Linked DNA regions of Homo sapiens: region 2 is linked to region 1. Evidence: chromatin loops called from intact Hi-C (ENCODE). Cell type or tissue: endothelial cell of umbilical vein. All regions are shown on one strand. Each heading gives the region's core, and the rest is flanking DNA. Links, peaks and the distances in the headings are about the cores only.

Evidence for each region. Hi-C counts contacts between places; a loop is a spot of excess contacts. Peaks named below come from ENCODE experiments on the same cell type or tissue, not always from the same donor. Only the 100,000 strongest peaks of a DNase experiment are listed, where the experiment ranks them.
Region 2: a loop joins it to region 1, with 2.7 times the contacts of the local background. A loop is called at or near these places in 2 of 110 quality-filtered maps.

The regions. Positions count from the first base shown.
Region 1 is chrX:68,454,474-68,470,332 of GRCh38, forward strand. No RefSeq gene overlaps it. Among named protein-coding and RNA genes, the nearest start is that of OPHN1, 29 kb to the left of the region's middle. In endothelial cell of umbilical vein, for the core only: no CTCF peak of the experiment used is centred there; a DNase peak (open chromatin) is centred at 8,418; H3K27ac peaks cover 473 bases.
Region 2 is chrX:68,231,547-68,247,405 of GRCh38, forward strand. It overlaps OPHN1 (oligophrenin 1), which reads right to left. Exons shown (of 25, transcript NM_002547.3): 6 at 2,941-3,042. Among named protein-coding and RNA genes, the nearest start is that of OPHN1, 190 kb to the right of the region's middle. In endothelial cell of umbilical vein, for the core only: a CTCF peak has its summit at 7,211 (motif pointing right); no DNase peak of the experiment used is centred there.

The sequences.
Region 1 (15,859 bases), core at 4,967-12,966:
AACAAGAAAAAAATCAATTTTCTTAAAAGTATAAGTTTACAAGATAGTAAGAATTATCAGGTCAAAATCTAGGAAAAAAGAAAAACTCAGAGTTAAGATCAGTGCTCAAAGGCTCTTTTACCCTGAGGATATTTGCCATTTCCAAGTAAACAACAGGAAATCTGAGCTTTGTGTTTAGTAGCCTTGTTTGGCAAAGGAGACAAAAGTCAAAGCCTAGGGCCCTCCAAAAAGGGATTTATGTATTTATTTTTTTAGACAGGTCTTGCTCTGTCACCCAGGCTGGAGTGCAGTAGTGTGATCACGGCTCACTGCAGCCACAACCTGAGCCACCGAGCCTGGCCTAAAAAGGGATCTTTAGCAAACTTTCCCCTTACTTTAAGATGGCAACCTTTACTCCACGTTTAAGGTGTTAAAAGATAAACTCTCGCATGTTAAAATTTTAAAGGGCTGGTCGGGCACCATGGCTCACGCCTGCAATGCCAGCACTTTGGGAGGCCGAGGCAGGCAGACAACTTGAGCCCAGGAGTATAAGACCAGCCTGGGCAATATGGCAAAACCCCTTCTCTACAAAAACTACAAAAAGGAGTGGGTGTGGTGACTTACATCTGTAGTCTCAGCCACTCAGGGGACTTAGGTGGGAGAATCACTTGAGCCTGGGAAGTCGAGGCTGCAGTGATCCGTGATTGCACCATTGCACTCCGGCCTGGGTAACAGAGTGAGACAGTGTCTCCAAAAATAAAAAAATAAAAAATAAATAAATAAGGTTTATTTGAACAGTAAATCAAGCAGCTTCAAACCAAAGTAAATGAGGAAGCAAGGCAGAGAAAATATTTGATCAGCTAAGGTGGAGCGGTAGCCTTATTTGTATCATTCCAGTGGAAAGTTTCTAGTTAGAGGATAGTTAGAAGGGCTCTGGTTGGTTAAGCTTCAATTTGTTTTCCGATAATATGACTATTTACAGAGTTGGGTTTCAGTTTACATACATAGGGACCCAGGGTGCTGGCATCCCATTTAATTCTTTCTTTCTTTTATTATTTTATTTTATTTTATTTTATTTTATTTTATTTTATTTTATTTTATTTTATTTTATTTTATTTATTTTGAGACAGTCTCTCTCTGTTGCCCAGGCTGGAGTGCAGTGGCGTGATCTTAGCTCACTGCAACCTCCGCCTCCTGGGTTCAAGCAATTCTCTTGCCTCAGCCTCCCAAGTAGCTGGGATTACAGGTGCGCGTCACCACGCCTGGCTAATTTTTTGCATTTTTAGTAGAGATAGAATTTTGCCATCTTGGCCACACTGGTCTCGAACTCCTGACTTCAGGTGATCTGTCTGCCTTGGCCTCCCAAAGTGTTGAGATTACAGGTGTGAGCCACTTTGCCCAGACTATTTTATTTTATTTTTTAAAAATTTTTCTCATAGGAAAATCTTCATGAATATTTCTTTCTTTCTTGTGTTTTTTCTTCTTTCTTCCTTCTTTAATTCATTAATTTTTTGTATTACTTTTTACTTTATTCCTGAAACACCACCATTTAGTTGTTTCAACAAGGGAAACATGAAGCAGAACTAAACCAGCACTTCCATTGGGTTTGCAGCCTACCATCTGATTGGCTTACAAATACCAAGTCTTGAAATTCAATTTAAGTAATCCCCGACTGATAGTGTTCCCACACACCAAACAGAAGCAAATAAAATACCTCTCTGGAATAAGAATGCATTTTCTAAGCCTCTACTTTTTTTTTTTTTTTTTTTTTTTTGAGACAAGGTCTCACTCTGTTGCCCAGGCTGCTGGAGTGCAGTGGCACCATCTCGGCTCACTGCAGCCTTCTTCTCCCAGGCTCAAACGATTTTCCCACCTCAGCCTCTTGAGTAGCTGGGACTACAGGCGCCCGCCACCATGCCGGCTAATTTTTCTATTTTTTAGTAGAGACGGGGTTTCACTATGTTGGCCAGGCTGGTCTCAAACTCCTGACCTCAAGTGATCTGCCCGTCTCGGCCTCCCAAAATGTTGGGATTACAGGTGTGAGCCACCATGCCCGGCTGCTTCCACTTATTTTTACAAATATATTATACCACATAATCAAAGATAAACATGCATACAACAAAATAAGAAAAGTATCTTTAGAAACAATAGCCAAAATAAACAGAAACAGATCCACACACACACACACAAAATTAGATATTATGATTATCAAACACAGGCCATAAAATAACTATGCTCTCAATGTTCAAAGTAATAAAAATCCAAGCTTGTTATTTTTATCAGAGAACTGGCAACTAAAAGGTGACATAGCAATTAAAAGAAAATATGAATTAATTCCTCTATAACCTAGGAGTGGGAAAAACTTTTCTTATTGTGCCTTAAAATCCAGTAGCAATTAGGGAAAATAATCTATCACAAAGACACACTAAAAAAGTATGAAAAGATGTATGCATAAGGCAGGTATCAAAGCATTAAGGCTAATAGTCAAAGACTGGAAACAACGAAAATGCCTATCCACATGGGACAGGTTGAATTAATTATGAAGTATCCAAATAATGAATTACTGAGCAGCAATGAAACCACTGAGGAAAATAATAGGGAATATCTTTATATACTACTGTAAAGTGATCTCCAGGATATATTTTTAAGTAAAAAAAGAAGCAGGATGGGTAATAGCTGGGTGCACTGGTGTGTGACTGTAGTCCCAGTTACTCAGGAGGCTGAGGCAGCAAAAGTTGGAGGCCAGCCTGGGCAACATAGTGATTATAGGGATACCCGCATCTCTAAAAAAAAAAAAAAACTAAAAGAAAGAAAGAAAAGTGGAGGAAAGTGTGCATACTATGCTATTGTTTTTAGAAAGGAAGAGAACATGAATATATTCTCTATAGATATAGATGTAAATATAAACAAACAGAGAAAAGGTTAGCTATAGTTACCTATATGAGAAGGGAGAGAAAGATAATAGGATGGAAGAGACAGGGAAAGAAACTACCCTTCTCTGAGTACATACTGTTTTGTAGATTTGACTTTGGGACCATGTAAACATTTATTTTTAAATAATATAAAATTTTAAAACATCTTCATCCATGTCCCTACAAAGGAAATGAACTCATCATTTTTTATGGCTGCATAGTATTCCATGGTGTGCAAGGACAAAAAACCAAACACCACATGTTCTCATTCATAGGTGGGAATTGAACAATAAGTACAATTGGACATAAGAAGGGGAACATCACACAACGGGGCCTGTTGTGGGGTGGGGGGAGGGGGAGGGATAGCATTAGGAGATATACCTAATGTAAATGATGAGTTAATGGGTGCAGCACACCAACAAGGCACATGTATACCTATGTAACAAACCTGCACGTTGTGCACAGGTACCCTAGAACTTAAAGTATAATGAAAAAAAATACAAAAAAAATTTAAAAAAAAATTTTTAAAAAAACAAAAAAGTCAAAAGCAAATGAACCTGTGCATCATATTGGTAGCATAACCCATAAAAGTGAATTATTTTAAGTAAATTTGAAATATAGTAATTTTTCTTTTTTTTTTTTTAAGATGAAGTCTGGCTCTGTCACCCAGGCTGGAGTGCAGTAGTATGATTTCAACTCACTGCAACCTCTGCCTCCCGAGTTCCAGTGATTCTCCTGCCTCAGCCTCCTGAGTAGCTGGGATTACACGTGCGTGCCTCCATGCCCAGCTAATCTTTGTATTTTTTAGTAGAGACTGGGTTTCACCATGTTGGCCAGGCTGGTCTCGAACTACTGACCTTAGGTGATCCGCCTGCCTTGGCCTCCCAAAGTGCTAGGATTACAGGTGTGAGCCATTGTGCCCGGTCGAAATATAGTAATTTAACTTTAAATTCCTGGAGGTATAAATTCTTAAAATAATGAACAAAGTAAGTCTTAAACTGTTGTTCAGAATAATATTGTTAGTAACGATAGCAAAACTAATAGTATAACAATAGGATAAAGAAAATATATAATTACGTTAATGATGTTGGGAACCCCCAGATTTGCAGTGTAAAACAGATACAATTACAAACTCAAAGAACTCAGTTAAAAACTTGTTTTTCATTTTATTATATATTTTTTAGAGATGGGGTCTCACTATTATTGCCCAGGCTGGTTTTATTTATTTATTTTTTTTTTTGAGACAGAGTTTTGCTCCTGCTGCCCAGGCTGGAGTGCAATGGCACAATCTTGGCTCACTGCAACCTCTGCCTCCTGGGTTCAAATGATTCTCCTGCCTCAGCCCTCCCAGGTAGCTGGGATTACAGGTGCGCACCACCATGCCTGGCTAATTTTTGTGTTTTTAGCAGAGATGGAGCTTCATCATGTTGGCCAGACTGGTCTCGAACTCCTGACCTCAGGCAATCTGCCTGCCTCAGCCTCCCAAAGTGTTGGGATTACAGGCATGAGCCACTGCGCCCGGCTGAGGCTGGTTTTAAACTCCTGGTCGGTCTAAAGTCATCCTCCTGCCATGGTCTCCTAAAGTGCTGGGATTACAAGCGTGAGCCACTAGTACCCAGCCCTAAAAACTCATCTGACTTGTAAATATCAGTGTTAAAATGTGATGCATTTTCTCTTAAAAATGTCTTTGTCTACATATATATATATATATATAGAGAGAGAGAGAGAGAGAGAGAGACATATATATATATGTCTCTATATATATGTCTCTATATATCTATCTTTATGTATATCTATGTGTAGCAATATCTACATCTATCTACATACATATATACACACGTATTTTTGAACTCTGATCACTAAAATGGCCTAAAAGCTATGATGCACCCAATAACAGTGTACAGGAACCAGGATTCATTGGAGAAATGGTGATTCCATGTCTGAAGAAGAAAATGTAGGCCAGGCACGGTGGCTCACGCCTGTAATCCCAGCACTGTGAGAGGCCTAGGCGGGTGGATCACGTGAGGCCAGGAGTTCAAGACCAGCCTGGCCAACTTGGTGAAACCCCATATCTACTAAAAACACAAACATTAGCCGGGCATAGTGGCATGTGCCTGTTGTCCCAGTTACTCAGGAAGCTGAGGCAGGAGGATCGTTTGAGCCCAAGAGGCAGAGGTTATAGTGAGACGAGATCTCGCCACTGCACTCCAGCCTGCTCAGTGACCGGAGTAAAACCCTGAAAAAGAAAGAATATGTAAAAGATGGGCTGGGTGCACTGGTTCATGCCTTAATCCCAGCACTATGGGAGGCTGACGAGGGAGGGTTGCTTTAGCTCAGAAGTTTGAGATCAGCCTAGGCAACATGGCGAAACCCAATCTCTACAAAAAGTACAACAATTAGCCCAGTATGATGGCAGGCGCCTGTGGTCTCAGCTACTGGGGAGACTGAGCCAGAAGGATCGCTGAAGCCTGGGAAGTTGAGGCTGTGATGAGCTGTGTTTGCACCCCTGCACTCCAGTTTGGGTGACAGAACGAGACCCTGCTTCAAAAATAAATAAATAAATAACTAAATAAATAAAATAAAATAAAATAAAAAGAAAGAAGAGTATTCCAACTAACAAAATTTAAAAGGATGATAGAATTAGAGCATCACAATTTTGCAACTCCCTAATAAAATAATGGCTCTGGGCAATGATCATCATTGACTACTAACATCACAGAAAGAGAAACAATAGCACATTATGTTCAAATCTGAATCTGTTTAAGACTAGAATTTACTGCCAGTTTTCAGGAAATGAAGGATGCAAAGGAACATGTTAAACAACATCATAGGAGCACAATTACCAAAATACAGACTGTGGAAATCTCTGGAGGACAGTTTCTTCAATAACAAAAAATGGAGGGCAGGAAAAAAAAGACATGAAGAATTTATAGATTAAAAGGAATTTAAGGTCGGGTGAAATGGCTCTCGCCTGTAATATTAGTACTTTGGGAGGCTGAGTACATTCCGGCGAATGGCTTGATTCCAGGAGTTTCAGACTAGCCTGGGCAACAAGGCAAAACCCCATTTCTACAAAAATACAAAAATTAGCCAGGCATGATGAGGCGTGCCCTGTAGTCCCAGCTACTCAGGAGGCTGAGGAGGGAGGATTGCTTGGGCCCAGGAGGTGGAGGTTGCGGCAAGCTGAGATCTCGCCACTGCACTCCAGCCTGGGAGACAGAGTGAGACACCGTCTCAAAATAAAAAAAAAAGGAACTTAAAAGGCATCAATCAATCATACTGTATGGACCACGATCAATCACACTATATGGACCACTTTTGGATTTTGGATTTTCACTTGAACAAATTGTTAAAAAAAATGAGGCTATTGGAGAAATTTAAACACTAACTCAATGATAGTAAAGATTTATTCTTTATTGGTTAAGATAATGAAGATTGATATTTATTTACTTATTTATTTAGAGATGGAATCTCGCTCTGTCGCCCAGGCTGGAGTGCAGTGGCACGATCTCGGCTCACTGCAACCTCCACCTTCTGAGTTCAAGTGATTCTCCTGCCTCAGCCTCCGAGTAGCTGCAATTACAGGCATGCACGAGCACTCCCGGCTAATTTTTGTATTTTTGGTAGAGACAGGGTTTCACCATGTTGGCTAGGCTGGTCTCAAACTCCTGACCTCAGATGATCCACCTGCCTTGGCCTCCCAAAGTGCTGGGAATACAGGCATGAGCCACAGCCCAGGGCTTATTTATTTTTGACAAAGAGTTGTAGTGTTACCAGTTGAGGGTGTCCTGTCCAGGTTCTTGGCGTTTTGAACAAATAATTGGACAAAAAAGGACAAAGCAAGGAAAGAATGTAACAACGAAAGCAGAGATTTATTGAAACTGAAAGCACACACCACACGGTGGGAGTTGATGGAGCAAGCGGCTCAAGGGCCCGGTTACAGAATTTTCTGGGGTTTAAATACCCTTTAGAGGTTTCCATTGGTTACTTGGTACATGCTCTAAGTAAATGAAGAGGTTAAAGTGAAGTTACAAAGTTATTTACTTAGTGTACACTCTATGTAAATGAAGAGAATGAAGTAAAGTTACAAAGTCATTTACTCGGTGTGTGACCTATGTAAATGAAGAGGATATTTCCTGTCATAGCTGAAGTGTTTCCCTTTGATTTAGTTCTAGGAAGTCCTTAGGTTCCCTGCTTCCAGGCCCTGTTCTCCTGCCTCAGTAGGAGACCAGAATATGCCACAATAAAATATGCCTCTTTGACACAGGATTATTTTGAGTTTATTACTTTCAGAAACTGCAGACCTAGAAGTTCTGAAAACATAATAGTTATCCTTTTGTAAAGGAAATTTAAAGGAAATTTCCATTTATAAGGATCTCTCTCTCTCTTTGCTCCAGTAAGAGAAGGATGACTAAATCACTAGACATTCATCAATGGAGAAGTCAGTGACTTAAATATGCATAACAAATCTTATCCTTCTTTACTGTACTTTTCCTGGGTACCTCACCATAACTGGCCTTGTCTGCACCCTTGTTTCTTTGTTTTAGTGTATGATAATATTTAAGCCAGAATTCAAAGCCACCTCTTTGAAATTTACTATTTCTCTTGGTATCTCTTATGTATACATGAGGTATACATGTTAATAAACCTCCATTTGCTTTTCTCTTATTAATCAGTTTTTTACAGGGGTCCATCCCAATTAAGAACTATGAAGTTTAGAGAGAAAATCGTTTTTCCTCCCCTACGGAGTTCTTGTATAAAAATACATATGGAAATACATATAGATAAAAAGATATGGCATCATCTGTCACAGTCAAGAGGAACCTAAGAAGACATGATGACTAAATGTAATGTGGTATGCTGAATAACTTCTTGGAACATAAAAAGGACATTATGTTAAAACTAAGGAAATCTGAATAAAGTGTGAAATTCAGTTAATAATAATGTCAGAGGCACTCGAACCAGAGTGACTCCATCTTTAATAGGTGCTGGGTAAAATAAGGCTATGACTTACTGGGCCACATTCCTAGGAGGTTAGGCATGCATAGTCACAGGATGAGATAGGAGGTCGTTATGACATGTACGTCATAACGACCTGTACAACATACAGGTCATAATGACCCTGCTGATAAAAAAAGAATGCAAAGGCCGGGCACGGTGGCTCAAGCCTGTAATCCCAGTACTTCGGGAGGCCAAGTTGGGCTGATTGCTTGAGCTCAGGAGTTCGAGACCAGCCTGGAGAACATAGCGAAACCCCATCTCTACTAAAAATACAAAAATTAGCCAGGTATGGTGGCACGAGCTACTTGGGTGGCTGAGGCAAGAGAATCGCTTGAACCCAGGAGGTGGAGGCTGCAGTGAACCCAGATCACGTCACAGCACTTCAGCCTGGGCAACAAAGTGAGATCATGTCTCAAAAAAACAAAACAAAAACAAAACAAAAACACAGTGTGATAAAGAAGCTGTCTGAAACCCACCAAAACCAAGATGGTGATGAAAGTGACCTCTGGTGGTCCTCACTGCTCATTACATGCTAATTATAATGCATTAGCATGGTAAAAGACACTCTCATCAGCGCCATGACAGTTTGCAAACGCCATGGCAACGTCTGGAAATTAACCTATATGGTTTTAAAAGGGGAGGGAACTTCTTCTCCGGAAATTGTCCCCCCTTTCCCGAAACCTCATGAATAATCCATCCCTTGTTTAGCATATAAGCAAGAAATAACTATAGGTATACTCAGTCAAGTAGCCTGCATTGCTGCTCTGCCTATGGAGTAGCCATTCTTTTGTTTCTTTACTTCTCTAATAAACTTGCTTTCACTCTACTCTGTGGACTCTCCCTGAATTCTTTCTTGCCCGAGGTCCAAGGACCCTCTCTTATGGGTCTGGATCGGGACCCCTTTTCCGGAAACAATAATATATGAATACTGACTCACTAATTGTTTAAAAAAAAAAAGTACCATACTAGTGTAATACAATAATAACAGGAAAAACTGGGTTTGCAGTATATGGGAATTCTCTATATTATCTTCTCAATGTTTCTGCAAATCTAAAACTGTTCTAAAATAAAAGTTTATTTTAAAAAAGATACGATATATGGGATTGGTTGAAAATAACCCAGGTCAGACACAGCAGGGAAAATAAATTAAACAAGAGTGGCCATGAATCAATTACTGTTGAAGCTGGTGATGAGTACAAAGAGGCTCATTATACTATTTTCTTTTTTAAAACAGTGCCTTGCTCTGTTGCCCAGGCTGGAGTGCAGTAGTGCCATCTCAGTTCACAGCAGCCTCAACTTCCTGGGCTCAGGCAATCCTCCCACCTCAGCTGGGACAACAGGTATGCTCCAACATGCCTACCTAATGTTTTTAAAAAAATTATTTTTAGTAGTCAAGAGTGGTTGCTCAGGCTAGTCTCCAACTCCTGACCTCAAGCAATACTCCAGTCTTGGCCTCTCAAAATGTTGGGATTACAGGCATAAGCCACCGCTTCTGGCCTATACTATTTCTTTATTTGTTTATGTTAGACATTTTCCATAATAAACATCAAAATAGATATATCCCAGATTTGCAAAAAAGGAAGAAATAGAAATTCTAGAACTAAAAAGTACAATAACTGAAAATAAGAATTCAGTGAAGCTCTTCCTCTTCCACTTCCATTTCCTTTTCCCTTTCCTTCTCATCCTTCCATTTCCCTTTCTACTTTCCCTTTTCTACTCTCCCTTTCCTTTCCCTTTCTTTTTCTTTCTTTCTTCTTTTTATTTATTTATTTATTTGAGATGGAGTTTTGCTCTTGTTGCCCAGGCTGGAGAGCAACAGTGCAATCCTGGCTCACCGCAACCTCCACCTCCTGTGTTCAAGTGATTCTCCTGCCTCAGCCTCCTAAGTAGCTGGGATTACAGGTATGCACCAATACACCCGGCTACTTTTGTATTTTTAGTAGAGATGGGGTTTCTCCATGTTGGTCATGCTGGTCTCAAATGCCCAACCACAGGTGATCTGCCCACCTCGGTCTCCCAAAATGCTGGGATTACAGGCGTGAACCACTGTGCCCGGCCTTCCTTCCCTTTCTTACTTTGCCCTTTTCTTTCTGAATAATTCAGCTCAGAAGACATTAAAAGTGATGAAGAAAAGCAGGTTTCTGAACTAGGCTTAAGGGAAGCTATGGTGGCTCAAAGCAGGGTGTTTCAGCCAGATCAGAGTGAGGAGGGTGGACCGGGTGCAGTAGCTCACACCTGTAATCCCATCACTTTGGGAGGCTGAGGAGGGTGAATCACTTGAGGTCAGGAGTTCAAGACCAGCCTGGCCAACATGGCAAAACCCCATCTTTACTAAAAATACAAAAATTAGCCGGGTGTGGTGGTGGGCGCCTGCAATCCCAGGTACTCGGGAGGCTGAGGCAGATAGAATTACTTGAACCTGGGAGGCGGAGGTTGCAGTGAGCTGACATCATGCCACTGCACTCCAACCTGGGCGACAGACTGAAACTCCATTTCAAAAAGAAAAAAAAAAAAGAAATATGAGAGTGAGGAGGGTGTTTATGTGGAAGCAATTAATGACCTGTCACATAGTGTCAGAGCCCATATGCGATGATGAAATCATCCACGTATATTCCCTAGCTCTGCTCACTGAGACAGCTGAGAATAGCAATATCTCCATAGCAACATGCACACTTAGCACCCAAATTTTGCATTCTTTTTTTTTAAGAGGAAATCTCGCTCTGTTGCCCAGGCTGTAGTGTAGTGGCACAATCTGGGCTTATTGCAACCTCCACCTCCTGGGCTCAAGTGATTCTCCTGCCTCAGCCTCCTGAGTAGCTGGGATTATAGGCATGATCCACTGTGCCCGGCCCCAAATTTTGCTTTCTAAATCTCATTCTCTACCCCTAGAAGTGGGGATGCTTGGAGAAATGACTGAGTCCTGGGCTGGGGCAGGGTAAATACAAAACGAGCCTGGAAGATCTTATGCCAGAAAGCAAAGGAATGCTCAAAGAATGAAGGGATCTTATCAAAAGGACATAGAATCAAGCTTCAAGGGACTCCCACTGGCCAAGTTTAGGACAACCTGAATATCAAAACAAATAATGCTAGTTGAGAAGTATAAACTCATTGAATAAAATGGGAAAATATGAAGCTGAACTTATATTGAAAGAGTAAACTGAAAGTTTGATAAGTAATGGACTATTCACATAGGCTCAAAATACCTCCTAACAAAAATACATATTAATTACAAAAGAAAAAGAGTAATATTACAGCAGAACACCCTTCCAGACACCACCTTAATCAAGTGATTCAAGTCAGCATCTTTTTTTTTTTTTTTTTTGAGACGGAGTTTTGCTTTTGTTTCCTGGGCTGAGTGCAGTGGCACACCCTTGGCTCACTGCAATCTCTGCCACCCGGGTTCAAGAGATTCTCCTTTCTCAGCCTCCTGAGTAGCTGGGATTACAGGCACACACCACCAGGCCTGGCTAACCTTTTGTGTTTTTAGTAGAGACAGGCTTTCACCATGTTGGCCAGGCTGGTCTCAAACTCCTGACCTCAGGTGATCCGCCTGCCTTGGCCTCCCAAAGTGCTGGGATTACAGGCGTGAGCCACCGTGCCCGGCCTAAGTCAGCATCATTAATAAAGAAACAAATCAGGCTGGACGTGGTGACTCACACCTGTAATTCCAACACTTTGAGAGGCTGAGGTGGGAGGATCATTGAGACCAGAAATTTGAGACCAGCCTGGGCAACATGGCAAGACGCTGTCTCTAAAAATATATAACAAATTAGCCTGGAGTGGTGGTGCATGTCTGTAGTCCCAGCTACTGGGACAGCTGAGGTGGGGGGATCATTTGAGCCCGGGAATCAGATGTTGCAGTGGGCCATGATTGTGCCACTGCACTCCAGCCTGGCTAACAGAGCAAGATCCTGTCTCATAATAATAATATAGAACAAATAAAAATCATGTGACATCTCATAGGCTGCAATAAGAATGCAACATCATTTCTGATTAACTTGCCAAAGATGCATAATTTTCACCTAATCATGAAGAAAATTAGAAGATCCAAATTGTGGATTGATCCTGTAATCTTTAAAAGTGTTAAGATCATGAAAGCCAAGGCAAGACTGAGAAACTGTTCCACTCTGAAAGCAGCTAAAAAGACAAATAATACAGCACATAATCCTGACCTGAATCACTTTGCTCTGATGAAGAGTATTGGAAAACTGAAGAAACTTACATCAGGTCTGGGGATTAGATGGTAGTAGTGTATCAATGATAATTTCCTGATTTTGATGGCTGTACAGTGGTTGTGCATGAGAATGTCTTTGTTTTTATGAAATACACACTAAAATATTCAGGGCTGATAGCATATCTTGTTGGCAACTTAATCTCAAATAGATCAGGAAATAAAACAGCTTTATACTGCACTTTCAACATTTATGTAAGCATTAGGTGAATATGGTGATGTGTGCCACGTAGTCGCAGCTACTCGGAAAGCTGAGGTGGGAGGATACCTTGAGCCTAGGAGTTTGAGTCCAATCGGCAATATTATAGCAAGACTTCATCTTACAAAAAAAAGGAGAACCCCCTTCCACATTTATATAAGCTTAAGATTGATACAAAACATAGATAAAAAAGAAGAGACTGGGTATTGTGGCTCACACCTGTAATCTCAGCACTTTGAGATGCCAAGGTGGGAGCATCACTTAAGACCAGGAGTATGAGACCAGCCTGGGCAACATAGTGAGATCCTATCTCTAAAAACAATTTTTTTTTAAATAGCTGGGCATGGTGATGCACACCTGTAGCCCCAGCTCCTCGGGAGGCTAGGGTGGGAGGATGGCTTGAGCCCAGGAGGTTGAGGCTGCAGTAAACTGTGATCACGCCACTACACTCCAGCCTGGGTGACAGAGCAAGACAGTCTCAAAAAAAAAAAAAAAAATGTCCAAGCACTGTCATGCCTGTAATCCTAGCACTTTGGGAGGCTGAGGTGGGCAGATCACCAGAGGTCAGGAGTTCGAGACCAGCCTGGCCAACATGGTGAAACCCCGTCTCTACTAAAAATACAAAATTAGCCGGGCATGGTGGCACGTGCCTGTATTCCCAGCTACTCAGGAGGCTGAGGCAGGAGAATTGCTTGAACCGGGGAGGTGGAGGTTGCAGTGAGCTGAGATAGACCATTGTACTCCAGCCTGGGCAAAAAGCAACACACCGTCTCAAAAAAAAAAAAAAAGGAAAAGAAGTAAATTCCGTGAATAGGTTAAGATATTAAGAAACTGATTAAAAACAGTGAACTGATATTAAGAAATTAAGGAAAGAATCAGTAATCTGGTAGAGTGTAGAAGAAGCTATCCAGAAAGTGTCAGAGAATGTTCAAAGACAGAAGGGAGGGTAGTAGACATAGACAAATCAATGAGAAGGTCTAGTCTGTGCTAAATTTGAGAGCAAATGAAAAAAATCTCGGGAGATTGGGAGAGAGAATAAAGAGATAATAGTTGAGGTCTACCCAGAGCTGATGAATATATCAATCAACAGATTCAAGAGACCCAACAAATCCAAAACCGGAAAAACATAAATTCTTGACAAGAGTCATAGTTAGAATGCAGAACATCATCAAAAGTTACCATTACAAGGCTGGGATCACACCTGTAATGCCAGCACTTTGGGAAGCTGAGGTGGGAGGATCACTTGAGGCCGAGAGTTCAAGACCACCCTGGTCAAACAGAGCAAGACTCCATCTGCCCCCATCCTCGCCAAAAAAAAAAAAAAAAGGATGGACTTGGTGATGCATGTCTGTAGTCTTAGCAACTGGGGAGGCTGAGGCAGGAGGATTGTTAGAGTCCAGCAGTTAGAGGTTGCAGTGAGCTATGATTGTAGCATTGCAGTTCAGTCTGGGTGACATAGTGAGACCTTGTCTCTAAAATAAACAAGCAAAGAAACAAACAAAAATGAATGAAAAGATAATCCACAGGCTGGGAGAAAATACTGTATATGCAAAGCAACTATCTTACCAAGGGCTGGTACCTAGAATATATAAGGAAGTGCTCAACTCTATAATGAAAGGACAAACAACATAAATAAAAATGTACAAAACACTTAAACAGTCACCTAACAAAATGCAGCTATATGAATGGTAGATACATGAATGTCCACAATAGAAGGTACACAATGTCATTAATCATCAAAAAGTGCAAATTAAAACTTCAAGAAAATACTGCTACATACCCATAAGAGTGGGTAAAATGAAAAAGTATGGCAAAAATGACACTATTAGAATAACTCATAATAAATTAATTTAGCAAGGTCCTAAAATGTAAAGTTTTATTTTTTGTTTTTTGCTTTTTTGTTTGTTTGTTTGTTTTGTTTTTTGACACAGAGTCTTGCTCTATTGCCAAGGCTGGAGTGCAGTGGCATGATCTGGGCTCACTGCAACCTCTGCCTCCCAGGTTCAAGCGATACTTGTGCGTCAGTCTCCCAACTAGCTGGGACTACAGATGCGCATCACCACGCTTGGCTAATTTGTGTACTTTTGCTAGAGATGGGGTTTCACAATGTTGACCAGGCTGGTCTCAAACTCCTGACCTCAAGTGATCAGCCGGCCTAGGCCTCCCAAAATGCTGGGATTACAGGTGCGAGCCACTGAGCCCAGCCTAGAATAGAAGGTTAATATATAAAAAAACTGTTTTATATTCTAGCAAATGGAAAGTGGAAAATGTTTAACAAATTCCAAATACAGTAAATATGAAAGATAAGGAATAAATATAACAAAAGTCATCTAAAATCTCTATAGTAGAAATTTAAAAATATTAGTAAGATAAATTAAAGATCTAAACAATCAGAAAGCTACCCTATGTTCATGAATTGAAAGACAATATTGTTGCCAGGGCGTGGTGGCTCACGCCTGTAATCCCAGCACTTTGGGAGGCTGAGGCAGGCAGATCACTTGAGGTCAGGAGTTGGAGATTAGCCTGGCCAACATGGCGAACACCCATCTCTACTAAAAATACAGAAAAATTAGCCTGGCGTGGTGGCATGTGCCTGTAGTTACAGCTACTCAGGAGGCTGAGGCACTTAAACTCCTTAAGTTAAGGATCACTTAAACTCAGGAGGTGGAGGTTGCAGTGAGCTGAGATGGCATCACTGCACTCCAACCTGGGCAACAGAGTGAGACTTTGTCTCAAAAAAATAATAAAATAAAATAAATAAATAAATGAAGGGAGAAACAAATAATTCAACAACAATAGTTGGATAGGCCAGGCACAATGACTCACACCTGTAATCCCAACGTGGTGAGAGGCCAAGGCAGGAGGATCACTTGAGCCCAAGAGTTCAAGACCAGCCTGGGCAACATAGTGAGACCCTGCCTCTATAAAACTAAAAAATTTAGCTGTGTGGTGTCACCTGCCTGTAGTCCCAGCTACTTGGAAGGCTGAGGTGGGAGGATAGCTTGAGCCTGGGAGGTCAAGGCTGCAGTGAGCCATGATCATGCCACTGCACTTGAGTCTGGACAGCAGAGTGAGACCCTGTCTCCAAAAAAAAAAAGAATTGTTGGATACTTCAACACACTACTTTAAATAATGAGTAGAAAAACTAAGCACAAGATCAACAAGGAAATAGAAGATTTGAACCACATTATAAACTAATTATATTTAATAGACAGCTACAGAACCCACCAATCATGCTTCTTAACTGCATGTGGAACATTCTCTAGGATAAACCATATGCAATAAGCCTCATTTTAATATAAAGGTTTGAAATAATATAAAGTATATTTTCTAAATATGGAATGAAATTAGAAAATAACAGAAGAAACTTTGGGAAATTCAAAAATACATGGAAAGTAAACAACATACTCTTTAATAAACAATGCTTCAAAGAAAAATTCACAAGAGAAACAAGAAAATACTTGGACATGAAGAAAAGGGAGATATATCACCAAAATTTATCAGATCCAGCTAAAGAAGTACTGAGAGGGAAATTTA
Region 2 (15,859 bases), core at 4,029-12,028, 220 kb before region 1:
AGTCCTTCAATAGGCAAATGGATAAACCAACCGTGGTACAACCAGACAATGGCATATTATTCAGCCCTAAAAAGAAGTGAGTTATCAAGTCAAGAAAAGATATGGAGAAACCTTAAATGCATCTTGCTAACTACAAGAAGCCAATCAAAAAAGGTTACAAACCATATGATACCAACTATATGACATTTTGGAAAAGGCAAAAGTATGGAGTCCATAAAAAGATCAGTGGTGTCAGAGGTAGAGGTAGAAGGAGGGAGGGATAAAGTCCAGGGATGTTCAAGGCAGCGAAACTGTCCTGTACAATATGGTAATGCTGGATATATGTTATCATATGTTTTTCAAAACCCATAGAATGTTTAATACATTGGCTCCTCAATTCTAACAAATGTATCACACAAATGCAAGATGATCCTAAAAGAGGAAATGAGAAACTGTGTGAGGGAGTAAGGGCATATGAGAACTCTGTACTTACTATTTAATTTTCTGTAAACCTAAAACTTCTCTAAAGATGAAATCTAAATTTTTTGAAAGTGACTAACTCAAGATTGCCCTGCTCATTTTTTTATTGAATAAGTAATAAAAGGACATCTAGATATAGCACCAAACACCTAGAACACTCCAGAAGGTGTCCTAGCAAAAGTCTCCAATAGTTTGGATTGTGTCCAGGGTCCAGAAGACCACCCCAATTTTAATAATTCTTTAATAAATCTTTTTTGAGCAGGACTCAAAGTACTCAACATAGTAGTACTCACAGCTAAGATTTATTTCAGTGAAAGCGTACACAGCCGACTGAGCAAAGAGAAAAGGTGCCTGGGGCAAAATGCAGAGGAAGCTAGGTAAAAGCTTCCAAAAGATCTCTCACGGTGGTGTCACCCAAGACACATTTAATTCTTCCTTCAACAAGTTGTAACAACACAGAGAAAATGTTATCAGTCAGGGAAGCTCATAAGAGAATGAGTAGCTTAGGGTTTTACTGCGGGGCTAGTTACACAGGCACACTCTGCCCAGCACAACCAAAATTCAAGAGTACCAGAAGAAAAAGGTGTTCGACATAAGCTACATTATTTGCAGAGCCAGGCTTGGCACAGTCAGCCATTCTTACCCATTAAGGGAAACTTCTAAATCAATGTTGGGAGCTGTTTAACAGTGAAGTTCCCAGATGCCATTCCAAGGGCTAATTTTGTAAACAGGTCTTTCTAAGCATAGCAGTCTCAGGCCTGTTGACTGTTTTCTGCATAGAAACCGCGACACAGAATAGATAGAAAAGGAAAAAAACAAAAGTGGGCAAAAGGAAAATGATAGAAGATCCCAGACTCAATTCTAGTTTATGGAAGGAAAGTAGTCCTTCTCCTTTGCAATACTAACTCCATCCACAACTAAGGCTTTTTTTTTTTTTTTTGAGACAGAGTTTCGTTCTTGTCACCCAGGCTGGAGTGCAATGGAGTGATCTCAGCTCACTGCAACCTCCGCCTCCCGGGTTCAAGCGATTCTTCTTCCTCAGTCTCCTAAGTAATTGAGATTACAGACATGTGCCACTATGCCCGGTTAATTTTGTATTTTTAGTAGAGCTGGGGTTTTGCCATGTTGGCCAGGCTGGTTGCAAACTCTTGACCTCAAGAGATCCACCTGCCTTGGCCGCCCAAAATGCTGGGATTACAGGCATGAGCCACTGCACTCGGCCACACTGAGGCTCTTGACCTATTACCTTCAAGCACCTCAGATGATGTGATGGATATCTATGAAACCAGTTATCAGGAGATGAGCTCCAGCTCTGCCACAATCTGTGTGACCATGGACAAGATGACAGCTCCTGCCTATGATATTATTCCATCAGATATCTCTTTTCATACTTGAATCTTTAAAATCTCCATTATTACTGAATCTTTCATTGAACATATAGACCCCTCCTTCCATTAGAAAAATTCTCAATCAGTTTATTCCTTCTTTTCCTTCCCTAGTGCCTCTCTTACGGCTCTGTCACTTTCCCCTAGATCGTTTCCTAGATCAATAGTTTCCTAAACTGTTTATCCTGCTTCTAGTCTCTCCCTGATCTAATTCACCCTACAACCTATGCCAGTTTGAGATTCCTAAAATAGAATTCTACTTATGTTCCTTCCATCCTTGGGCCATTGGTCTCTGTTTGAAAGGTCCATTTATCCATTTTCACCTGTCAAACACTTTACCTATATTTTAATGACCACGTCAAATTGGAAGGGCAACATTCTTCCACAAAGGAAATTCCCCACATCCAAACATAAGTCTTCTATTCTCATTTCCCACTCCCAACAAAAGCACCATATACACATTAAAGTATGTAAAAAAAATCTATTTGTATAAGAGTAATGTGTTTTCTTATTTAGTAGCCCAACAGTAAGCTGCAGAAGGGCAGGAATCATGTCTCATTGTTTCTGTAGCCATGTTGCATCCAGTACAGTTCATGGCATGTGGTAGGGTCTCACCGAATGGTAGCTTATTTGAACTGAAGGCACTGCAAGTCCCAGGTAAGCAGTAGTCCCAAAACAGAACATTCCCCTAACCCCTCACCAAAAAAAAAAAAAAAAAAAAAGGTTGTGGAATCTCTCAGGGAAAAAAGTAGAAGATCTGTTCCTGATTTCTACCAAATACAACACTAGTTTAACTTTATCCTCGCATGGATTTTGGACTTGCAATTGAAAGGGACTCTCGACTCCTCTTCTTACAGATAATGGAATGAGGCAAAGAAAGAAGTATCCTATCCAAGGTCACACCCTGAGTTAGTGGAAGAGCTGGCTTAGTATTCAGGGCTTCTGAGTCTCAGGCCACAGTTTTGACTACAAGTGCTACTATCACATGAGGTTCCCTGCTGAGACGGGGTATGGGAAAAGCCTTGCAGTACAAAATTCACACTGTTTCTAAGGCATAGCTAGCAATGGAAGGCAGGGGCAGGCTTTGTGAACATACCTCTTGTAACTGAGATTCTTTCTTTTTTGAAGACAGGTGTAAGTGCCGATCCAGTAAAGAATAAAACCTCTCACCATCCTTTTCAAATTTCTTTTTCCGCTCCTAAAGGTGGGAAAGAAGGGCAAAGATTAAATGTCTGTAGTTGTAACTCTGTCTGCTTAGAAAGGAGAATGAAGGAGATAGTGTCAGGTTTCAGGTGGTCAATCCCTCTAGCTCCTGGAAGGAAAAAAAAGCAACGGAGAATTAACTTTGTATTGGTCTCAGCAGTTTCAGCTTCCTGAAATATAACCCCAAACCATTCTGCCTGCAGAAATGGCAGTCCCTATTTTTACAGCTGAAAGCTATGGAAGCTGCTCCTTAGAGAATGATACCTTAAAAGGGCCTGTGCAGTAGATATATTTTCTTCCCTCCAATATTTTTCACATAGATTAACCACTCATTCAAATTTTCTTACAAAGGAAGAAGACATAACACAAATGGAAGTAAATATTTGTCATGAAAAGGTTAATCTACAATGCACTTAGACAGCTAATAATAAGTAAAACATTTCCAAAGAAATAGGAACCTGGGATTGTCTCTTTTTAATAAATTACTTGGTATTATTTAAGCACTTCACTCCAAAAAGCTGATATTAAAAACAGAGAAAAAAAATCCTGGAAAGTTTAACTAGAAAGCAAGGGTTGTAAAGATTTGTGGCAGATGAAGGACTCAGCCTTTACTCTTCTCGAGTATGAAATTTAATTAAGTTCTCTGCTACTCAGCACAACTGGAAGAAACACAGCATCTAAAGTAGCACTAACAATGTTCCTTTGTCACAGACTAATGCTGACACTCTACTATTCTCTTAGCATCATGCTGGAAAATCAATGTAAATGGCTTGTGCTGTCTCATGCGAAATCCAAAATCACTGAGCACCTGCAATGTGCCAGGTAGTAGAAGAGGCACAGCAGGGGACACACGGATCAAAGAAAAAAAAATCACCCATGGTTTATTGCTACAAGCAATCTGTTGCTGGGCAGGAAGCTAGGGCAGAGCTGAGTGACCTGTGACATATAAGAAATGTGCTTTTGGCCGGGCACAGTGGCTCATGCCTGTAATGCCAGCACTTTGGGAGGCCGAGGCGGGCGGATCACCTGAGGTCAGGAGTTCGAGACCAGCCTAGCCAACATGGTGAAACCCCATCTCTACTAAAAATACAAAAAAAAAAAAAAGAGAAAAAAAATTAGCTGGGCTTGGTGGTGCACGCCTGTAATCCCAGCTACTTGGGAGGCTGAGGCAGGAGAATTGCTTGAACCTGGGAGGTGGAGGTTACAGTGAGCCGAGATTGTGCCACTGCATTCCAGCCTAGGTGAGAGAGCAAGACTCTGTTTCAGGCGGGGTGGACAGGGAAGAAAGAAAGAAATGTGCTTTTTACTATTTTTTTTTAATGAAGGGAAACGTGTAGGGAGGAAGCTAACATTCATTAACCAAGGCCTACATCAGGCCAGGCACTATGATAGACACTTAAAGTCTATTATCTCATTTAGACTTTACAACACTGAGAAGCAGATATTGTAAAGGAAATTAAGGTTCAAATAAGCTGAACTAACATCCAAGATCACAGTCCATGTAGCCCAGATTATCATGGGTGGAATAACATTCATGGGGCTTATAAATAATCAAGACGTCTTAGGAATACAACTCGAGAAGTTCCATAGCCCAACCCTAACTCAGATACCAAAACACAGGAGGTAGACATTTTCACACAAAACATAGGAAGGACAAACTGTTCCTCCAGCTGTTGAATCAATTTAAAGTACCAATTATTTGAGAAAAGCATGGGCCAGAAAACCTTACTGCCTTCACCAAGGACCGATAAGATTCTGTGGAATACTTTCTCCTTCAAATTCAATTTTTAAATTAAAAACTGAAATATAATTCTCATATCATAAAACTCATCCTTTTAAAGTGTACAATTCAGTGGTTTTTAGCATATTCACAAAGCTGTGCAACCACTGCTGTTATCTAATTCCAAAATATTTTCATCACCCCAAAAAGAAATCTTAATCACATTAGTAATCATTTTCCATTCCCCCTTCCACCCACCTTCAAAAAGCCACAGTCTACATTCATCTCTATGGATTTTCCTATTCTACATCTTTCATATTAACTGGAATCTGCATTATGGCCTTTGGTGACTGGCTTCTTAAACTTACATAATGTTTCCAAGGGTCATCCATATTGTAGCATGTATCGGTACTCCACTCCTTTTTATGACTGAATATTATTTGGCTGTATGGATGTACTATGTTTCCTTTATTCTTTTGCAAGTAAATATCCGGTAGTCCCAGCACCATTTATTCAAAAGAGTATTCTTTCCCAACTGATTGCTTTTAATATCCTTGTAAATTATTAGTGAACCATAAATGTTTGTTTCTGGACTCTTTATTCTATTGATCTATATGTCTATCTTTATGTCAGCACCACACTATCTTGATTACTGTGGCTTTGTAGTAAGTTTTCTTTTGTTTTGTTTTGAGATGGAGTTTCACTCTTGTTGCCCAGGCTGGAGTGCAGCAGTGCGATCTCGGCTCACAGCAACCTCCACCTGCTGGGTTCAAGAGATTCTCCTGCCTCACCCTCCCAAGTAACTGAGATTACAGGCATGTGCCACTACACCCAGCTAATTTTGTATTTTTAGTAGACACGGGGTTTCACCATGTTGACCAGGCTGGTCTCGAACTCCTGACCTCAGGTAATCCACCCACCTCAGCCTCCCAAAGTGTTGGAATTACAGGCGTGAGCCACAACGCCCGGCCTGTAGTAAGTTTTGAAATTTAAAAATTTGCCTTTGACATTTTTTTCTATTCTGGTCCTTTCCATTTCTATGTGGATATTAGGATCATCTTACCAATTTGTGTGAAATGGCCAGCTGGAATTCTGATAGGGCTTGCATTGAATCTGTAGATCAACTTGATGAGTAATGCCATCTTAACAATATTAAGGCTTTCAATTCATGAACACAGCTTGTCTTTCTATTGATTTAGGGCTTCTTTAATTTCTTTCAATGATGTTTTGTAGTTTTCAGCATATAAGTCTTGCACATCTTTTGTTAAATTTATACCTAAGTATTTTAATCATTTTGATTAAATCAGATTGTTTTCTTAATGTTCACATTATTAATGTCAATAGACATACAATTTTATTCCAAAGTAGATAGAAATAAAATTTATTTTTATATACTGATCTTGTATCCTACACAATGTTGTTGAACTCCTTCATTAGTTCTGTGTGTGTGTGTATGTGTTTGTGTGTGTGTGTTCCTTAGGATTTTCTATATACAACATGAAGTCATCTGCAAATAGAGATAGATTTACTTCTTTCCAATTTTGGCTAATTATGCTAACTAGAACCTCCAGTGCAATGTTGAATCAAAGTGAAGAACGTAGACATCCTTATTTTGTTCTTTACCATAGAGGAAAAGATTTTAGTCTTTCCCTTATGTGTGATGTTAACTTCTAGTTTTGGTTACAGCTGCCATCAATCAGGTTGAAGAAGTTCCCTTGAATTCCTAGTTTGTTCCATATATTTATCAGAAAAGGGTATATACACAGGACAGAAACAACCTTTGAGTTTTGCCTTTCACTTCTAGGCCCTTCATCCGCCTGGAATTCAGCATTGTTTGTGATGTTACGTAGGAATCCAGCTTTATATTTCTCTATATAGAGATTCATTATTCCTATAATCACCTATGAATTTTTCCACTCCCCATTAATTTGGAGTGCGATTTTTATTTTATATTAAATTAATATGTGAGTTTGAACTTCAGCTATCTATTCTGTTTGACTAGCCTTCTGTTTGAGGACCAATATCCGACTGTTTTCACTCCACTGACTTTGTAATATGTGTGCTGCCTGGTAGAGAAAATCTCCCTTCTTTTGTCTTTTTTTTTTTAAGGTTAACTTAGCTATTTGTGCATATTAAGCTAAAAACCCAACTAAACTTTAATTTATAGATTAATTAGAGGAGAATTAACATCTGTATAATATTAACGAAATCCATTTGAAAAGAGGAAAGGTCTAGAATTTATTTATATTTTCTTCCATGTCCTTTACTAGATTTTAATGTTTTTCCCAATAGAGATCTTGTGTATTTCTTTTGAAAATAATTTCTGCATATTTTAGTTGTTATTGCTAATGTGAATGATATTGAAACGGGAAAAGTTCCCTTATCCCCTTCACAGGGCATGAGACTGGGCTGTGGCTCGCTTCTTCGGTGCCCCTCTGCTCAAACCTCTAGGGGGCGCATGCAGATGGGCAGGTTGTGGGGCATGTGGGCTTTAACCCCAAGGCAGCATCTAGGGGCAAATGCTTACAGCTCCTTAAGCCCCAGTGGGCGTGCGTTACAGTGTGCTCTTTTAGTTTTGTTGTCTATAGGCAGCTCGTGTTAATCAGCTAAATTAGACCCTCTGCCTTATCACAAGGAGAGAGGGCTTTCTGTATCCCGGGTTCTTGCCGTGGTGTACCGGAAAAATCAGATCATACATGGGATTGGAGAATGAGTGCAAGGTTTTACTGAATGATGGAAATAGCTCTCAGCAGATGGATGGGGAGCCAGAAGGAGGATGGAGTGGGAAGTTGGTTTTCCCCAGGAGTCAGGCCGCTCAGCCGCCGAGCTCTCCTGCCTCTCCTCTGACCGCCCTCGGCTGAACTCAGCGTCTTCCCGCCATAGATGACCTGCTGGCAACTGCTGGTGTCTGCCGGTGTCCTCCTGGTGTCTGCCGGTGTCCTCCTGGTGTCTGCCGGTGTCCTCCTGGTATCTGCTGGTGTCTGCGGCTGTGTTCTTCCGCCTGTGTGTTCCTCTCGATGTCCAACCACTTGTGTCTCTGCCCTCTAGGGTCTTGGGGTTTTTATAGGCAAAGGATGGGGGCATGGCGGGCCAGGGTGGTCTTGGAAAATGCAACATTTTGGCATGAAAACAGAAATGCCTGTCCTCACCTAGGTCCGTGGGCACAGGCCCAGGGGTGGAGCCCTAGCCAGGGACCGGGCCTTTCTCTTCCTAGCACTTGCCTGCCCCCCTCCCGTATCAATATTACTTATCACATTTACTGGTTACTTATTGCACGTATTAAAAATAATATTAACTTTGGCAAATTACTCGTGTCATTGCCAATCTGGTGAATTTCTTATTAGTCCTTATAAAGTTTACTGATGCTGCTGATTTTCCCAGTTATATAATTATATCATCTGCAAATAACACCATGCTGTTTTGTAATGTTTTTCAAATAGTAACCAATTTTAAATCTTTCCTTCCCATCTTTGTGCACTTATTTAATTTTCTTTCCTTTTCTATTTTTTTTTTTTTTCTTTAGAAGGAGTCTCACTCCCAGGCTGGAGTGCAGTGGCGCAATCTCGGCTCACTGCAACCTCTGCCTCCCGGGTTCAAGCAATTCTCCTGCCTCAGCCTCCCAAGTAGCTGGAACTACAGGCACCAGCCACCATGTCTGGCTAATTTTTTGTATTTTTAGTGGAGATGGGTTTTTGCCATGTTGGCCAGGCAGATCTCAAACTCCTGACCTCAGGTGATCTGCTCGCCTCGGCCTCCCAAAGTGTTGGGATTATCGGCATGAGCCACTGCGCCCGGCCAATTTTCATTCTAACAGTATTAGTGGGGCTCTCCAGTACTGGGTTAAACAATAGTAGACAAATGGGTATCTTTCTCTTGTTCTCCATCGTAAGATGAACATATTTAAAGTTTCTCCATTTAGTATAATGTTTGCTATAGGTTATCATATAAATATTATTTACTTAATTTTCCTGCAATTCTAATTTGATTACAATAAGCACATGTTTTTCTCCTTTACACTAGTAATGAAAGGATTTGAACCGACTCATTTCTAAGGTTAAAATTTTTGGGGACCACTTTTTCTGAGGGAGTGAAGGGGAGGGGAAGTATGAATTCCATTTCAATATCTTTAATATATATCCGTCTACTCAGTCTCCCTCTTTCCTTTTGCCAACTTTTGGCCATTTACATTTTTCTAGGAATTAACCTCATCTCTTTTTTTTCAAATGTGTTATAATTCTTTCGTCTTTTTAACAAATCTGTTGTGTCTGTAATATTTCATTTATTTTACTCTATATTCTCTACTGTGTTTGTTTGCATTTTCCTACCAGTCTACCTTGTTAATCCTTTCAATAACTAATTTTTGGCTTTGTTAATTACCTCTACCATTTTTTATTGTTATAGTTGTTTTTTAATTTATTTCACTTCTGCCCTTAAGTCTTATATGTCCAGCTGTTTTGTCACTTCGGGTAGGTTTTGTTGTTGTTATCAATTTTTTTAATTTAAATGCTCAATACATTTGTTTTTAATCTTTCTTATTTGTTGATCAATATATCTAAAGCAATGAACTTCCTTTCTACATAATGAACTGTGTCCCACAAATGTGGATATATACTGACTTCATTGTCATTTCATCATAAAATATATTTATTTTTTTAACCCAAAGAATATTTGCCATTTTGTTAGTTCCCAAATATGGAATGTTTTATCATTAATTTTTAATTTTATTTTCTTATGGTTAGAAAACATACTCTATGTGATATAGAATCTTTTGAATTTTTGAGGCTTCCTTTATAGCCTGATGCATAGTTTATATTTCTTAATGTTGTCTGTGTACCCAAAAGAACATGTATCCCTGTTTCTTGGATACAAAGTTCTGTGTATTCTATGTAAATAAAATAGCTCAAACTTATTGTATTGTTAAGATTTTGATATTGTCACTTATTTTTCCTGGGCAATTATTATCAGTTTCAGAAAGGCAAATGTTAAAAAGTTCCAATGAAATTGCTGTTCTATCTGCTTCAGTTCATGTTTCACGAAAATGTTTGCTATACCATTATTAATAATAGCAAAGTGGAACAAAGAAATAAAAACAAACTAAATTATAATTCATTTATGTAATGGAACATTATGAGTCATTACAAATTGTAAGAGAACATTTATTGACCTACAGGGGTATCCATGATATTAGTGAGTATTAAAAAAAGTTACAAAACAGAACGCTATATGATCACATTTATATAAAATTATACACAATTATGCATATATATTTGACAAAGGTCTAGTATGCAAAACATAAAATGAACTCTTAAAACTCAACAATAAGAGGCTGGGCACGGTGGCTCACACCTGTAATCCCAGGACTTTGGGAGGCTGAGGCAGTCAGATCACCTGAGGTCAGGAGTCCAAGACTAGCCCGGCCAACATGGTGAAACCCTGTCTCTATTAAAAATACAAAAAATTAGCTGGGTGTGGTGGTGAATGCCTGTAATCCCAGCTACCTGGGAGGCTGAGGCAGGAGAATCACCTGAACTTGGGAGGCGGAGGTTGCAGTGAGCCGAGATCGCGTCATTGCACTCCAGTCTGGGCAACAAGAGCAAAACTCCATCTCAAAAAAAGAAAAAACTCAACAATAAGAAAATAAATGAGCAAAACTTGAATAGACATATGGCCATATCACAAGATATAGAAATAGCCAACGAATACATGAAAAGATACTCAACATCATTAGTTATTGGAAATGCAAATCAAAATCACAATGAAATATGACTTCACAGTTATTAGGATATCTAAAATAAAAAATACAGAAAATAGCCTGTAATCCCAGAGCTTTGGGAGGCTAAAGCAGAAGGATCGCTTGAAGCCAGGAGTTTGAGACCAGCATGGTGAGACCCCCATCTCTACAAAAAAAAAAAAAAAAAAAAAAGCTGGATGCAGTAGCACATGCCTGTATTCCTAGCTAGTCAGGAAGCTGAGGCGGGAGGATCTCTTGAGCCCAGGAATGCAAGGCTGCAGTGAGCTATTATCATGCCACTGCACTCCAGCCTGGGTGACAGGCTGAGATCCTGTCTATAAAAAAATTAGAAATGAAAATTATATATGTGGAAAATAAGTGTTCTTGAGGATGTGAAGAAATTGGAACTCTTGTGAACTGCTGATGGGAAAGTAAAATGGTACAGGCACCCAGGTAAATATTTTGTCATGTTCTCAAAAATTTAAACACAGAATTACCATATAACCAGGCAATTTCCCTCCAAAGTATATACCCAAAATAATAGATAACAGGGACTCAAGCAGATACTTGGTGACCAATGTTCCCTGTAGTATTTACAATGGCCAAAAGGTGGAAAAAACCCAAATGTCTATCAATTGATAAATGGACAAAAAATATGTGGTATATACACTAGATGGAATATTATTAACCCATAAAAATGAAGGAACTTCTGATACATGCTACAACATGAATGAACCTGGAAAACATTATGCTAATTCAAATAGGTCAGACACAAAAAGAGAAATATAGTATGAATTCATTTATATGACATATCTAGAATAAGAAAATTCTTTTTTTTTTTAAGATGGAGTCTTACTGTGTTGCCCAGCCTGGAGTGCAGTGGTGCGATCTTGGCTCACTGCAACCTTTGCCTCCTGGGTTCAAGTGATTTTCCTGCCTCAGCCTCCCACGTAGCTAGGACTACAGGCATGTGCCACCACACCTGGCTAATTTTTGTATTTTTAGTGCAGACGGGGTTTTACCATGTTGGCTGAGGTCTCAAACTCCTGACCTCACATGATCTGCCCATCTCGGCCTCCCAAAGTGCTAGGATTACAGTCATGAGCCAGCAAGCTTGGCTAGAATAAGAAAATTCATAGAGAAGACAGAAAGTAAATTAGACTTTACCAGGGCTGGGGAAAATGGGGAGTCATTCCTTACCGGGTACAGAGTTTCTGCTTGGGGTGATAAAAGGGTTTTGGAAATATTTGATGGTGATGGTTGCATATCATTTTTAATACAATCAATATTTCTGAATTACACACTTAAAATGATTAAAATAGCCAATGTTGTTATATGTATTTTATTTATGTATTTATTTTGACCTGGAGTCTCGTTCTGTCACCCAGGCTGGAGTGCAGTGGCACGATCTCAGCTCACTGCAACCTCCACCTCCCAGGTTCAAGCAATTCTCTTGCCTCAGCCTCCTGAGTAGCTGGGATTACAGGCACCCACCATCACGCCCAGCTAATTTTTGTATTTTTGGTAGAGACAGGGTTTCACCATGTTGGCCAGGCAGGTCTCAAACTCCTGACCTCGAGTAATCCGCCCGTCTTGGCCTCCCAAAGTGCTGGGATTACAGGTGTGGGCCACCATGCCTGGCCTGTTATATATATTTTAGCTTAATAAAAGCCATGTAGGCTTAGGATCAGATAAACTCAAACTCAAATCTTGGTTCTATAAATAACAATAATTTTGTGACCTTTAAAAAATTAACCTTACTAAGCTTCAGATTTCTTAATCTCTAAAATAATCACAAAAATAACATCATATTTTACTGGGTTATGTGAAGACTGATGAAATATATGCATGTAATGTGCTTATCACTGTATCTGTCCAATAAACAAAAGCTATTATTATTATCAAAAACATATAAATTGATCATATCATTCCCCACAGTTAAAAACTTCCAGGACTCCACACTGTGCTTGGGATAAAATCCATAGTTGTTACTATGACCTACAAAATCCCCTATGATCTGGCCTGGGCCAGAACACTCTCTCATCAGTGTTCACTTCAGACACAATGGCCTTCTTTTAGTTCCTTAGACAAACCACTAAGCTTGTTCCTACCTCAGGACCTTTGTGCGCTTGCCATGACTAGAACACTCTTTCTCCAATTTTTCTCATGACTGGCTTCTTTTCAATGTTCAGGTCACACCTGAAGTGTCACATTTTCAGAGGCTGTCCATTATGACTCCTTCTAAAGTTGCCCTAGACCAACTCCACCCCCACAAGTAACATCGAATCACCGATTTTATTGTCTTCAAAGCATTTATTGCATTTGTTGCAATCTGAAATTATTTATCTAATTATTTGTTTAACATCTGCCTCCCACCCTCTGGCACACCACTAAAATGTAAGGTCTACATAAGCAGAGACTTCATCTGTCCTGTTCATTGTACAAGGAATGGTGTCAGGTACAGAGTGTGGCCAAATTAACATCTGTTTAGTGAATCAGTGAATGAACACATGAAGCAAATTTGCAACCTCAGTGCAGAACAAGCATGAATTCCTATCCAAATATGACTATAACATCAGAATACTGGATCAACTCCTTTTATTCTACATATTCTGAGTTAACTTTTTCAAGTAAAAACACATTTTTCCAATATAACTTTAATGTAATACTAGAAATAGTTACCACTTATTGAGTATTATTTGTAAGTTGTTATGTTAAGCACTTGATATGCATTACCTCTTTGAATCCTCATACAAGCCTGTGAATGTTACTATTCTTATCCCAATTTTACAGAAGAGGAATGAGCCTGAGCCTCAGAAAACGAACTGTTCCAAAGTTGCACAAGCTAATAGAAGTAAAAGAAATGGAGATTCAAACCCATAATTGACTCTAAAGCCCTTACTTCTAACCTCGACAATATACTAGGTTATATACTAGGAAAGGGCACTAAACCACGTTCAAATTCTGCATTTTCCATTTACTACTTACATTACCTTAAACAAAAATCTTAACCTTCTGACTCTCAATATTCCCAATGTAGAAGTAGATAACCTTGTGAAGAAACCACCATATATTTTATAAGGAAAGGCACTAAGGAAATGCTTTAAGGACACAGCACACCCCTAAATGAGATCCCACAGACACCAGGTATAAGACAGTACTAGTAGACTTAACTCAGTACCAAGTATAAACTCTTTAGCCTCGTATTCAAGGCCCTGCAGTCTCACGCCAATCTACTCTCCAGTTTCACCTCTTGCACTCCTTGTATGAAACATGTATATTCTAATCACACCAGATTACTATATGTTCCCCAAATATGCCACACTTTTTCATACTGTGCTTTTTGTTCATATGATTTCCTCTATATAAAACATACTTTCTCAAAGATTTCCTTATTTAAATAGTAAGGCATTTAGCAGACTCGTTTCTTCTTTCAAGAGTGGAGTCTACTTAATTTGCTCATATAGGTCTACCTTGGCTCTAGTTGCTGAGACCAAGTCTACAATGAGACAGGGTAGATTAAGAACTCCAGCCCCATACACTAGATTTACTGTCATGTCAATGTGGCTACCAGCCTGACTCTGACTTTGTGTCCCATTTGAAACATCAGGACTTCTATCTGGTTCAGAATTCCCAGTCTCTACCTTGCATACCACTTGAGTGCCAGATGAATTTTGTGTGAATCACACCCTCCATTGATAGTCATGCCCTCTATAACTGGATCATATTTGGTTATGGAAAATCTTTATTTATTATTTATTTATTTATGAATTTTTGAGTTGGAGTTTCACTCTTGTCACCCAGGCTGGAGTGCAATGGTGCAATCTCCGCTCACCACAACCTCTGCCTCCCAGGTTCAAGTTATTCTCCTGCCTCAGCCTCCCGAGTAGCTGGAATTACAGGTGCAATGCCACCAGGCCTGGCTAATTTTTGTCTTTTTAGTAGAGACGGGGTTTCACCATGTTGGCCAGGCTGGTCTCAAACTCCTGCCCTCAGGTGATCCACCCACCTCGGCCTCTCAAAGTACGGGAATTACAGGCGTGAGCCACTGTGCCTGGCCGGTTATGGACAACTTTGACACTTGCCATTATCCCCTTCCTACCACCACTGAACTAAGCACCTTGCTCCCTGCTAAAAAACCATCCTGAGGTACCATACCTCCGTTTTAAAATAATGTCAACTCTTGAGTTCCTATTGCTACAATGTGTTGACTATCATCATTTAGCCAAAACTGTTATGCTGTAGTCCTTCCAGGCCTTGACAGTAAGAATGGGGCTCTGTTTTTAATGCAAGAGGGATTTAAGTGTGTTGCTATATGGAGGGAGAAAAAATAAGAAAATACAAGGAGTGGGATAAAAAACCCAAATGAAGAGATCATCTATGGGCAGGAGAAGGGCCAGGATGTTTTCTGGGATGAGAGATAAAAAGGCAAAGATAGGTGAGGATAAAGAGGAGTTTTGCAGAAGGCTAGAAAATGAGTGGGTCGATGGTTGCCCAGTGGCACAGAGGAGACAAGAAACCATGGTCTTGTGGTTAGAATAGTTAGTTTACATAACTTGTAGCTCCATAAAGTCAAGGACGGTATCTTATTCAACTCCATCCCTAGGGCCTAGCATTGAAATAGGCGAAAATGGGTGCTCAAGATACACTTGCTAAATTAAAATATAATGTAATACAGGAAATCAAACATGAGTATAAAGAGAAGAGAATCTGTTATTTTCTGAGTAGCTCTAATATACTATGCATAGTCTAGATATTTGACCCCCATTTAATGATCAAAGTTGCTGTATAATAAACTTTAGTAGTACTGTTTTACAAATGAAGAAACTAAACCTCAGGAAGATTAAATATCTTACCCAATGCAAAAAACCAGTAAGAGGTGGGTTAAACTATCTAAAATTTACTACATTCCCCTGCTGCAAAGCGTTCCATATCAACTACAGGACTAAGTATACTCACCTTGAGAGGATATACATGATCCCTCATGAGATGGCAACGCGTACTTTGAAAACTTTCTTTGTACAAGCTGAGCCCTCCACTTAGCATCCTTGTACCTCACACTCCACTTCACTGGCTAATTTCAAATCGTCCTTCAAGATTCCATACAAGAAGATGTATCATCTTCTCAGTGGTGTCTTCTCTAAGTCTTCCTCAATATCCCCATATCCTATCTTTGTTTGCAGTCCTTCCTGTACTCTCTCTGTGTACACGATCATATTATAACCCCGACCTCACATACTGTCCTTGTAAATTTGTCTGTCTCCAAAGTATTTAAGGCCGTAGGCAAATTTTCTCTTTACTATAGTTTTGCTTGTCAGGCATAAATTTAATATTCCATCACATAGATTTCTTATCTGTGCT